Regions from separate parts of the Homo sapiens genome. Here region 2 is linked to region 1. Evidence: read pairs that join two places in POLR2A ChIA-PET (ENCODE). Cell type or tissue: GM12878. All regions are shown on one strand. Each heading gives the region's core, and the rest is flanking DNA. Links, peaks and the distances in the headings are about the cores only. Region 1 has its middle 8.1 kb from the start of MRGPRX4. Region 2 overlaps UEVLD (UEV and lactate/malate dehyrogenase domains).

What was found. ChIA-PET counts read pairs that join two places held together with the same protein. Peaks named below come from ENCODE experiments on the same cell type or tissue, not always from the same donor. Only the 100,000 strongest peaks of a DNase experiment are listed, where the experiment ranks them.
Region 2: POLR2A ChIA-PET joins it to region 1 with 9 read pairs; 1 of 35 experiments calls an interaction of 5 or more read pairs at or near these places.

What each region holds. Positions count from the first base shown.
Region 1 is chr11:18,161,108-18,168,453 of GRCh38, reverse strand. No RefSeq gene overlaps it. Among named protein-coding and RNA genes, the nearest start is that of MRGPRX4, 8.1 kb to the left of the region's middle. In GM12878, for the core only: no CTCF peak of the experiment used is centred there; no DNase peak of the experiment used is centred there; H3K4me3 peaks cover 430 bases.
Region 2 is chr11:18,577,386-18,581,385 of GRCh38, reverse strand. It overlaps UEVLD (UEV and lactate/malate dehyrogenase domains), which reads left to right. Exons shown (of 12, transcript NM_001040697.4): 2 at 2,578-2,662. Among named protein-coding and RNA genes, the nearest start is that of UEVLD, 9.3 kb to the left of the region's middle. RefSeq lists a silencer at 2,177-2,358. In GM12878, for the core only: no CTCF peak of the experiment used is centred there; a DNase peak (open chromatin) is centred at 2,045; H3K4me3 peaks cover 453 bases; H3K27ac peaks cover 453 bases.

The sequences.
Region 1 (7,346 bases), core at 1,808-5,807:
GTAATTGCTGTCCTGATTTTGAAAATCAATTATGGGCCTAGATATCAGATTAAGTAATGTGAACTTTCGTTATGAGGCTTTTTAACTAAAGAAATAAGTAGATCATAGGATCATCAAGGCTGAAAATGGCCTGACACCATGTTTCGGTGTTTTCTTTATCATAGTGGTGATATATTCATGTGTATGCTTTCTTTCCAAGTGGTAGAGAAGTGTATGCAAAGTGAAAATCTAGAATGTCATTGTCCAGAGGCTACCACTTGCTACACATTTTTTTCTAACTTCTTTTATTATTATCAACTCTGAACATTAAACTTTTTAAAAGTTCTGTGAAATTAAATCATTTGTTGTTATTATTTTTATTTCAATGGGTTTTGGGGGAACAGGTGGTGTTTGCTTACATGGATAAGTTCTTTAGTGGTAATTTCTGAGATTTTGGGGCACCCATCACCTGAGCAGTGTACACTATACCCAATGTGTAGTCTTTTATCCCTCACCCCTCTTCCATCCTTCCCCTGAAGTCCCCATAGTTCATTATATTATTCTATGCATTTACATCCTCACAGTTTAGCTCTCACTTGTAAGTGAGAATATATGATGTTTGGTTTTCCATTTCTGAGTTACCTCAGTTAGAGTAATATGTCCAGTTCCATCTAGGTTGCTGTGAATGCCATTATTTTATTCCTTTTTATGGCTGAGTACTATTCCATGGTATATAAATGTATACGTGTACTATATACATAGTTGTATATATATATATTTATATATATTTAATGGGATTGATGGATGAAATGGTAGATCCACTTTTACTTCTTTAAGAAATTTCCACACTGTTTTTCATAGTGGTTGTGCTAGTTTACATTCCCACCAGCAGTGTAAAAGTGTTCCTTTTTTACCACATCCCCGCCAACATCTATTATTTTTAGATTTTTAAATTATGGCCATTCTTGCAGGAGTAAGGTGGTATCGCATTATGGTTTTGATTTGCATTTCCCTGATCATTAGTGACGTTAAGCATTTTTTCCTATGTTTGTTGTCTGTTTCTATCTCTTTTTTTGAGAATTGTCTATTCATGTTTTTAGCCCACTTTTTGATGGGATTGTTTGCTTTCTTCTTGCTGATTTGTTTGAGTTCCTTGTATTCTGGATATTAGTCCTTTGTCAGGTGCTTAGTTTGTGAAGATTTTCTTACTCGGTGGGTTGTCTGTTTGCTCTGCTGACGATTGCTTTTGCTGTGTTAAAGCTTTTTAGTTTAATTAAGTCCCATCTATTTATTTTTGTTTTTGTTGCATTTACTTTTGGGTTCTTGGCCATGAAGTCTTTGCCTAAGTGAATGTCTGGAAGGATTTTTCTGATATTATCTTCTAGAATTTTTATGGTTTTAGGTCTTAGATTTAAGTCTTTGATCCATCTTGAGTTGATTTTTGTAGAAGGTGAGAGATGAGGATCCAGTTTCATTCTTCTACATGTGGATTGCCAATTATCTCAAAACCATTTGTTAAATAGGCTGTCTTTTCTCTACTTTATGTTTTCATTAGCTTTGTCAAAAATCAGTTGACTGTAAGTATTTGGCTTTATTTCTGGATTCTCTCTTCTTTTCCATTGGTCTATGTGCCTAGTTTTATGCCAGTGCTATGCTGTTTTGGTGACTATAGCTTTGTAGTATAGTTTGAAGATGGGTAATGTGATGCCTCCAGATTTGTTCTTTTTGCTAAGTCTTGCTTTGGCTATGTGGGGTTTTTTGTTTCCATATTAATTTTAGAATTTTTTTCTAGTTCTGTGAAGAATGACAATGGTATTTTGATGGGAATTGCATTGAATTTGTAGATTGCTTTTGGCAGTATGGTCATTTTCACAATATTGATTCTACCCATCCATGAGCATGGGATATGTTTCCATTTGTTTGTGTCATCTATGATTTCAGCAGTGTTTTGTAGTTTTCCTTGTAGAGGCCTTCCACCTCCTTGGGTAGGTATATTCCTAAGTATTTTTTTTTTTTACAGTTACTGTAAAAGTGTTTGAGTTCTTGATTTGATTCTCAGCTTGGTCACTGTTGGTGTATAGCAGTGCTACTGATTTGTGTACATTTAGTTTGTATCCTGAAACTTTACTGAATTTATGTATCAGTTCTAGGAGCTTTCTGGATGAGTCTTTAGGGTTTTCTAGGTATACAATCGTATCATCAGTGAACGGGACAGTTTGACTTCCTCTTTATCGATTTGGATGGTCTTGATTTCTTTCTCTTGTCTGACTGCTCTGGCTAAAGCTTCCAGTACTATGTTGAATAGAAGTGGTACTATGTTGAATAGAAGTGGTGAAAGTGGGCATCCTTGTCTTGTTTCAGTTATCAGGGAGAATGTTTTCAACTTTTCCCCATTCAGTATAATGTTGGCTGTGGGTTTGTCATAGATGGCTTTTATTACATTAAGGTATGTCTTTTCTATGTCGATTTTGCTGAAGGTTTTAATAATAAAGGGTGCTAGATTTTGTCAAATGCTTTTACAGCTTCTATTGAGATGATCATGTGATTTTTGTTTTTAATTCTGTTTATGTGATGTATCACATTTATTGACTTGTGTATGTTAACCTAACACTGCATCCCTGCTATGAAAACCACTTGACAATGGTGGATTATCTTCTTGATATGCTGTTGGATTGGGTTAGCTAGTATTTTGTTGGGGATTTTGGCATCTATATTCATCAGGGATACTGGTATGTAGTTCCTTTTTTGTTATGTCCTTTCCGGTTTTGGTATTAAGGTGACACTGGCTTCATACAATGCTTTGGCAGGATCCTCTCTTTCTCTATATTTTGGAATAGTTTCAGTAGGATTGGTACCAATTCTTCTTTGAATATTTGATAGAATTCAGCTGTGAATACGTCTGATCCTGTACTTTTTTGTTGGCAATGTCTCTTTAATTTTTATTTCAATCTCTCTGCTTTTTTTTTTTTTTTTTTTTGGTCTGTTCAGAGTTTCTGTTCCTCCTAGTTTAATCTAGGAGGTTTGTATATTTCCAGGAATTTATGCATATCCTCTCGGTTTTCCTGTTTGTACATGTAAAGGTGATCACAGTAGCTTTGAAGGATCTTTTGTATTTCTGTGGTATTGGTTGTAACATCTTCTGTTTCATTTCTAATTGAGCTTATTTGGATCTTCTCTGTTCTTTTCTTGGTTAAAGTTGCTAATGGTATATCAATTTTGTTTATGTTTTCAAAGAACCAGGTTTTTGTTTCACTTTTCTTTTGTTTCATTTGTTTTTTTTTTTTCATTTACTTCTGCTCTGATTGTTTTTATTTCTTTTCTTCTGCTGGGTTTGGGTTGAGTTTGTTCTTCCTTCTCTAATTCCTTGAGATGTAACCTTAGATTGTCTATTTGTGCTCTTTCAGACATTTTGATGTAGGCATTTAATGCTATGAACTTTACTCTTAGCACCACTTTTGCTGTATCCCAGAGGTTTTGATAGGTTGTGTCACTATTAGCATTTAATTCATAGAATTTTTAAATTTTCATCTTGATTTCATTGTTGACCCAATGATAATTCAGGAACAGGTTATTTAATTTCCATGTATTTATGTGGTTTTGAAAGTTCCTTTTGGAGTTGATTTCCAATTTAATTCCACTGTGTTCTGAGAGAGTACTTGATATAAATTCAATTTTCTTAAATTTATTGAGACCTGTTTTGTGGCCTACATATGGTCTATCTTGGAGAATGTTCCATGTGCTGATGAATAGAATGTATATTCTGCAGTTGTTGGGTAGAGCGTTCTGTGAATATCATTAAGTCCATTAGTTCTAGGGTATAGTATTTTATTTTGTTTATTCATTATTGTTATTTTTTTGAGATGGAGTCTCACTCTGTTGCCCAGGCTCGTGTGCAGTAGCGCTATCCTGGCTCACTGCAACCTCCGTCTACTGGGTTCAAGCAATTCTTCTGCCTCAGACTCCCAAGTAGCTGGGACTACAGGCACATGCCACCACGCCTGGCTAATTTTTTATATTTTAGTAGAGACGGGGTTTCACCGTGTTGCCCAGGCTGGTCACGAACTCCTGAGCTCAGGCAATCCACCAGCCCTGGCCTCCCAAAGTGCTGGGATTACAGGCGTGAGCCACCGTGCCGGACCTAGGGTATAGTTTAAATCCATTGTTTCTTTGTTGACTTTCTGTCTTGATGACCTGTCTAGTGCTGTCAGTGGAGCACTATTGAGGTTCCGCACTATTATTGTGTTGCCATCAAATTAATTTCTTAAGTCTAGTGGGAACTGTTTTATAAACGGGAGTTGCAGTGTTAGGTGCATATATATTTTGGATTGTGATACTTTCCTGTTGGAATAGACCTTTTATCATTATAAAATATCTCTCTTTGTCTTTTCTAACTGTTGTGCTTTAAAGTCTGTTCTGTCTAATGTAAGAATAGCTCCTCCCGCTCACTTTTAGTGTCCATTTGAGTGGACTATCTTTTTCCACTCCTTTACTGTAGGTTTCTGTGAGTCTTTTTTTTTTTTGAAGTTTCTTTTTATTATTATTATTATTATACTTTAAGTTTTAGGGTACATGTGCACAACGTGCAGGTTTGTTACATATGTATACATGTGCCATGTTGGTGTGCTGCACCCATTAACTCGTCATTTTACATTAGGTATATCTCCTAATGCTATCCCTCCCCCCCTCCCCCCACCCCACAACAGGCCCCGGTGTGTGATGTTCCCCTTCCTGTGTCCATGTGTTCTCGTTGTTCAGTTCCCACCTATGAGTGAGAACACGTGGTGTTTGGTTTTTTGTCCTAGCTATAGTTTGCTGAGAATGACGGTTTCCAGCTTCATCCATGTCCCTGCAAAGGACATGAACTCATCATTTTTTATGGCTGCATAGTATTCTATGGTGCATATGTGCCACATTTTCTTAATCCAGTCTATCATTGTTGGAAATTTGGCTTGGTTCCAAGTCTTTGTTATTGTGAATAGTGCCACAATAAACATACATGTGCATGTGTCTTTATAGCAGCATGTTTTATAATCCTTTGGGTATATACCCAGTAATGGGATGGCTGGGTCAAATGGTATTTCTAGTTCTACATCCCTGAGGAATTGTCACACTGACTTTCACAATGGTTGAACGAGTTTACAGTCCTACCAGCAGTGTAAAAGTGTTCCTATTTCTCCACATCCTCTCCAGCACCTGTTGTTTCCTGACTTTTTAATGATCACCATTCTAACTGGTGTGAGATGGTATCTCATTGTGGTTTTGATTTGCATTTCTCTGATGGCCAGTGATGATGAGCATTTTTTCGTGTGTCTTTTGGCTGCATAAATGTCTTCTTTTGAGAAGTGTCTGTTCATATCCTTTGCCCACTTTTTGATGGGGTTGTTTTTTTCTTGTAAATTTGTTGGGGTTCATTGTAGATTCTGGATATTAGCCCTTTGTCAGATGAGTAGATTGCAAAAATTTTCTCCCATTCTGTAAGTTGCCTGTTCACTCTGATGGTAGTTTCTTTTGCTGTGCAGAAGTTCTTTAGCTTAATTAGATCCCACTTGTCAATTTTGGCTTTTGTTGCCATTGCTTTTGGTGTTTTAGACACGAAGTCCTTGCCCATGCCTATGTCCTGAATGGTATAGCCTAGGTTTTCTTCTAGGGTTTTTATGGTTTTAGGTCTAACATTTAAGTCTTTAATCCATCTTGAATTAATTTTTGTATAAGGTGTGAGGAAGGGATCCAGTTTCAGCTTTCTACATATGGCTAGCCAGTTTTCCCAGCACCATTTATTAAATAGAGAATCCTTTCCCCATTGCTTGTTTTTGTCAGGTTTGTCAAAAATCAGATAGTTGTAGATATGTGGCATTATTTCTGAGGGCTCTGTTCTGTTCCATTGGTCTATATCTCTGTTTTGGTACCAGTACCATGCTGTTTTGGTTACTGTATCCTTGTAGTATAGTTTGAAGTCAGGTAGCGTGATGCCTCCAGCTTTGTTCTTTTGGCTTAGGGTTGACTTGGCAATGCGGGCTCTTTTTTGGTTCCACATGAACTTTAAAGTAGTTTTTTCCAATTCTGTGAAGAAAGTCATTGGTAGTTTGATGGGGATGGCATTGAATCTATAATTTACCTTGGGCGGTATGGCCATTTTCACGATATTGATTCTTCCTACCCATGAGCATGGAATGTTCTTCCATTTGTTTGTATCCTCTTTAATTTCATTGAGCAGTGGTTTGTAGTTCTCCTTGAAGAGGTCCTTCACATCCCTTGTAAGCTGGATTCCTAGATATTTTATTCTCTTTGAAGCAATTGTGAATAGGAGTTCACTCATTATTTGGCTCTCTGTTTGTCTGTTATTGGTGTATAGGAATGCTTGTGATTTTTGCACATTGATTTTGTATCCTGAGACTTTGCTGAAGTTGCTTATCAGCTTAAAGAGATTTTGGGCTGAGATGATGGGGTTTTCTAGATATACAATCATTTCATCTGCAAACAGGGACAATTTGACTTCCTCTTTTCCTAATTGAATACCCTTTATTTCCTTCTCCTGCCTGATTGCCCTAGCCAGAACTTCCAACACTATGTTGAATAGGAGTGGTGAGAGAGGGCATCCCTGTCTTGTGCCAGTTTTCAAAGGGAAAGCTTCCAGTTTTTGCCCATTCAGTATGATATTGGCTGTGAGTTTGTCATAGATAGCTCTTATTATTTTGAGATACATCCCATCAATACCTAATTTATTGAGAGTTTTTAGCATGAAGGTTGTTGAATTTTGTCAAAGGCCTTTTCTGCGTCTATTGAGATAATCATGTGGTTTTTGTCTTTGGTTCTGTTTATATGCTGGATTATGTTTATTGATTTGTGTATATTGAACCAGCCTTGCATCCCAGGGATGAAGCCCACTTGATTGTGGTGGATAAGCTTTTTGATATGCTGCTGGATTCGGTTTGCCAGTATTTTATTGAGGATTTTTGCATCGATGTTCATCAGGTATATTGGTCTAAAATTCTCTTTTTTTGTTGTATCTCTGCCAGGCTTTGGTATCAGGATGATGCTGGCCTCATAAAATGAGTTAGGGAGGATTCCTTCTTTTTCTATTGATTGGAATAGTTTCAGAAGGAATGGTACCAGCTCCTCCTTGTACCTCTGGTAGAATTCAGCTGTGAATTCATCTGGTCCTGGACTTGTTTTGGTTGGTAAGCTATTAATTCTTTTCTCAATTTCAGAGCCTGTTACTGGTCTATTCAGAGATTCAACTTCTTCCTGGTTCAGTCTTGGGAGGGTGTATATGTTGAGGAATTTATCCATTTCTTCTATATTTTCTAGTTTATTTGCGTAGAGGTGTTTATAGTATTCTCTGATGGTAGTTTGTATTTCTGTGGGAT
Region 2 (4,000 bases), core at 1-4,000, 410 kb before region 1:
ATACTGTTCTAGACTCTAGGCTGAAATGTAGATTCAGCTTCTCCAGAGGCCTTTCTCTAACTTAGATGTTCTTTGTGTCAATTTGTAGTTTCCTGCCTGTACTTACTATTGTATACATATTTTGTTTATTATCTCACTTTTACATATGTTAATTGTAAGACCTTCATACACACCTGTTGAAGTTTGTAGGCAGTAGAGCTATATCTTTTTTTTTTTTTTTTTTGAGACTGAGTCTAGCTCTTGTTGCCCAGGCTGGAGTGCAATGGCACCATCTCGGCCCACTGCAACCTCCGCCTCCTGGGTTTAAGCGATTCTCCTGCCTCAGCCTCGCAAGTAGCTGGGATTATAGTCGCCTGCCACCATGCCCGGCTAATTTTGTATTTTTATTAGAGATGGGGTTTCACCATGTTGGTCAGGCTAGTCTTGAACTCCTGACCTCAGGTGATCCACCCACCTTAGCCTCCCAAAGTGCTGGGATTACAGGCGTGAGCCACCGCGCCTGGCGAGCTGTATCTTTTTTGCAGGTGAACAACTTAAGGCTCTGAGAGAGGAAACAGGATCCACTAGCAATCCTCTTCCATTTTCTCCCAAACTCCCACAATCCTAGGTTTCCACTAGTCTACTTTGTGTTTCTATGTATTTGCCAGTTGGAGATATTGCATATACATGGAATCATAAAATATATAGCCTTTGTGTCTCATTTCTTTTATTTTTAATTTTTCTTTTTTTTTTTTTTCTGGGAAGCACAGTCTTTGTCCAAGACCAGAGGCAGGCACTTCCTGTGTCTAGTTTCTTTCACTTAGCATAGTGTTTTTAAGGTTCATCCATGTTGTAGCATATATTAGCATTTTATTCCTTTTTGTGGTTGAATATTTCATTTTATGGATATGCCACATTTTATTCATTCATTAGTTAATGGACATTTGAATTGTTTTCACTTTTTGGCTATTATGAATAATGCTGCTATGAACAATTGCATACAAGTTTTTGTGTAGGTACCCGTTTTCATTTTTCTTGGGTGTATACCTAGAAGTGGAATTAATTGCTCAGTCATGTAGTAACCCTGACTCTGTATTTAGTCTTTTGAAGAACTACCAGGCTGTTTCCCAAAGCAGCTGCATCATTTTGCCACTGGCAGTGGTGTATGTGTGAGAGTTCTGATTTCTTTACATCCTCTCCAACACTTGTTATTTTCTCCTTTTGATGATAACCTGTCTTTTGATTATAGTATGAATCCACCAGCTGTTTTGTTCTTTTTCCTGATCGTTTTGGCTATTCTAGGTCCCTCGAATTTCCAAATGAATTTTAGAGACTGTAAATCTTTGCCAAAAAAAAAAAAAAAAAAAAAAAGCCAGCTGGGATTTTGATAGGGATTATGTTGAATCTGTTGAGGAAAATTGCCATCTTAACAATACAGTCTTCAAGTCCGTGAACAAGGGATGCTTTCCATTTACTTTGGTCTATTTTATTTTTTTCAACAATGTTCTGTAGTTTTCAGAGTCTAAGTATTGTACCTTGTTAAATTTATTCCTAAATATTTTATTCTTTTTGATACCATTGTAAAAGGAATTGTTGTCTCAAATCCATTTTCAGAATGGTAAACTCTTAATATACTTATTTTCTTTCATTTAAACCTAACCACTAGTGTAAGAGGTAAGTATTATTTATTTTTGCAGATGAGAAAATAAGCTTAAAGAATTTAAATGATTTTGCCCACAAGACAACCAAGTCAGTATCTCTGAGAAGACATCTGGATAAATGAAGAGGCAGTTCACACACCTGACTACAAAACTTGCATGCTTTTGTTTTCCATTTGAAACCCAGGATGCAGTGCCAGGAAGGTGGGAGGGGAAAGTCGAGGTATCTCAAGTGAATGAGCCGTGCCAAAAAGACGGTTGGATCCTGCATAGTGGTGAGAGGGGTGATCCATTCTGCCTCATCATTTAAGCTGTCTGGAGGTATTTGGAGGCAGTTTGATTTAGAGATTAAAGACTCTGGTCCTGGATTTGAGCTCGGGCTTCACTATTTAACTTGCTATATGACTCAGCAAGTTACTTTGATTCTCTAGCTTTCATTTTCTTCTCCTGCTCCTATAGAGCAGTTGTAAAGCCCTACCTACCTGGTAGGGTTGTTGTTAAAAAGATTAAATCAAATACCATTCTTGTTTGCAGAGCTCAGGGCCTACCACACCGTAAATTGTCAGTTAAATATTAACTGCAGGCCGGGCGTGGTGGCTCACGCCTGTAACCACAGCACTTTGGGAGGCCGAGGCAGGCAGATCACGAGGTCAGGAGTTCGAGACCAGCCTGACCAACATGGCAAAACCCTGCCTCTACTAAAAATACAAAAAATTAGCCAGGCGTGGTGGCGTGCGCCTGTAATCCCAGCAACTCAGGAGGCTGAGGCAAGAGAATCACTTAAACCCAGGAGACGGAGGTTGCAGTGAGCTGAGATCCCGCCACTGCATTCCAGCCTGGGCAACAGAGTGAGACTCCGTCTCAAAAAAAAAAAGTTAACTGCAATTGTTCTTTTGCTTACAGCTTTATTCTTACTCCATGCTTATTTTTCTCTTTTCAGTACAAGTTCAGGGACCTAACTGTGGAAGAACTAAGGAATGTAAATGTATTTTTCCCACATTTCAAATATTCCATGGACACCTATGGTAAGAATCATATCCTCTAGTTTAAATGCTGCATTATTTGAACTACTAATTTTTGGTCCTAAAGAGCTGCAAAATTGTAATTTCTCTTTTTCTCTTTTATCCTCTGATTTTCAGCTATACTTTATGACCTGCAATTTCTGAGAAAGCTTAAATTAATACAATGTATCTTGTATTAGTTTTCTATTGCTGCTGTAACAAACTACCACAAACTTAGTGGCTTTAAAAAACACACGTTTACTGTGTTATAATTCTGTAGGCAAGAAGTCCACCACAAATTTCTATAGCTTAGAAAGTAAACTAGAGGTTTGACTTGGCTAAAATCCAGGTGTCAACTGCCTTTGTTTCTGGAGGCTCTGGGAGATAATGTTTCCTTGCCTTTTTCAGTTTCTAGAGGTCACCCACATTCCTGGGCTCTTGGTCTCCTTTCTCCATCTTCAGAGCCAGCAGTGTTGCATGTCTCTAACCATTCTTCTATAGTCAAATCGCCCTCTGACCACAGCTGGGAAAGATTCTCTGCTTTTAAGGACCAATGTGATTAGATTAGACCCACCCCAGTAATACAGGATAATTTCTTCATCTCAGACTCCTTAATTTTTTTAAGGCTAGCCAAGTGATCAGAGTCACTAATCACATCTAAAAAATCCCTTTGCCAAGTAAGGTGACATATTCACAGGTTCCAAGGGTTAGATATGGACATCTTTAAAGGACCTTTATTCGGCCTATCATATGTATATGGTTGATTCTAAATCATTAACAGTTTTAGTTATTCTGTTCACCTAATAGTAAGAATTTGGTTTTCTAAGAAATATTTTACTTTATTATCTTAATCTTTCTTTTTTTTTTTTTTTTTTTGAGATGGAGTCTTGCTCTGTCGCCCAGGCTGGAGTGCAGTGGCACCATCTCAGCTCACTGCAACCTCTGCCTCCTAGGTTCAAGCGATTCTCCTGCCTCAGCCTTCCGAGTAGCTGGGATTACAGGCACCCACCACCATGCCCGGCTAATTTTCTTGTATTTTTAGTAGAGATGGGGTTTCACCATGTTGGCCAGTCTGGTCTCGAACTCCTGACCTCAATTGATACATCCACCTCGGCCTCCCAAAGTGCTGGGATTACAGGCGTAAGCCACTGTGCCCGACCATGGGCTCTTTTATGAAGACACTAGTCTCATTCATGAGGGCCCAAAGGCCCCCCTCCAAGGTAGTTTGATTGTTTGAAACCAGAGATAGTGTTTCCTGTACTCAATCCTGAGATTAGGGCGTTGATTCTCTATCAGTGTGTCCCAGTTACTGATGGGAAAGTTGAACTTTCAGAGATATGAATGTTGAAAAGAGGTTGAGAA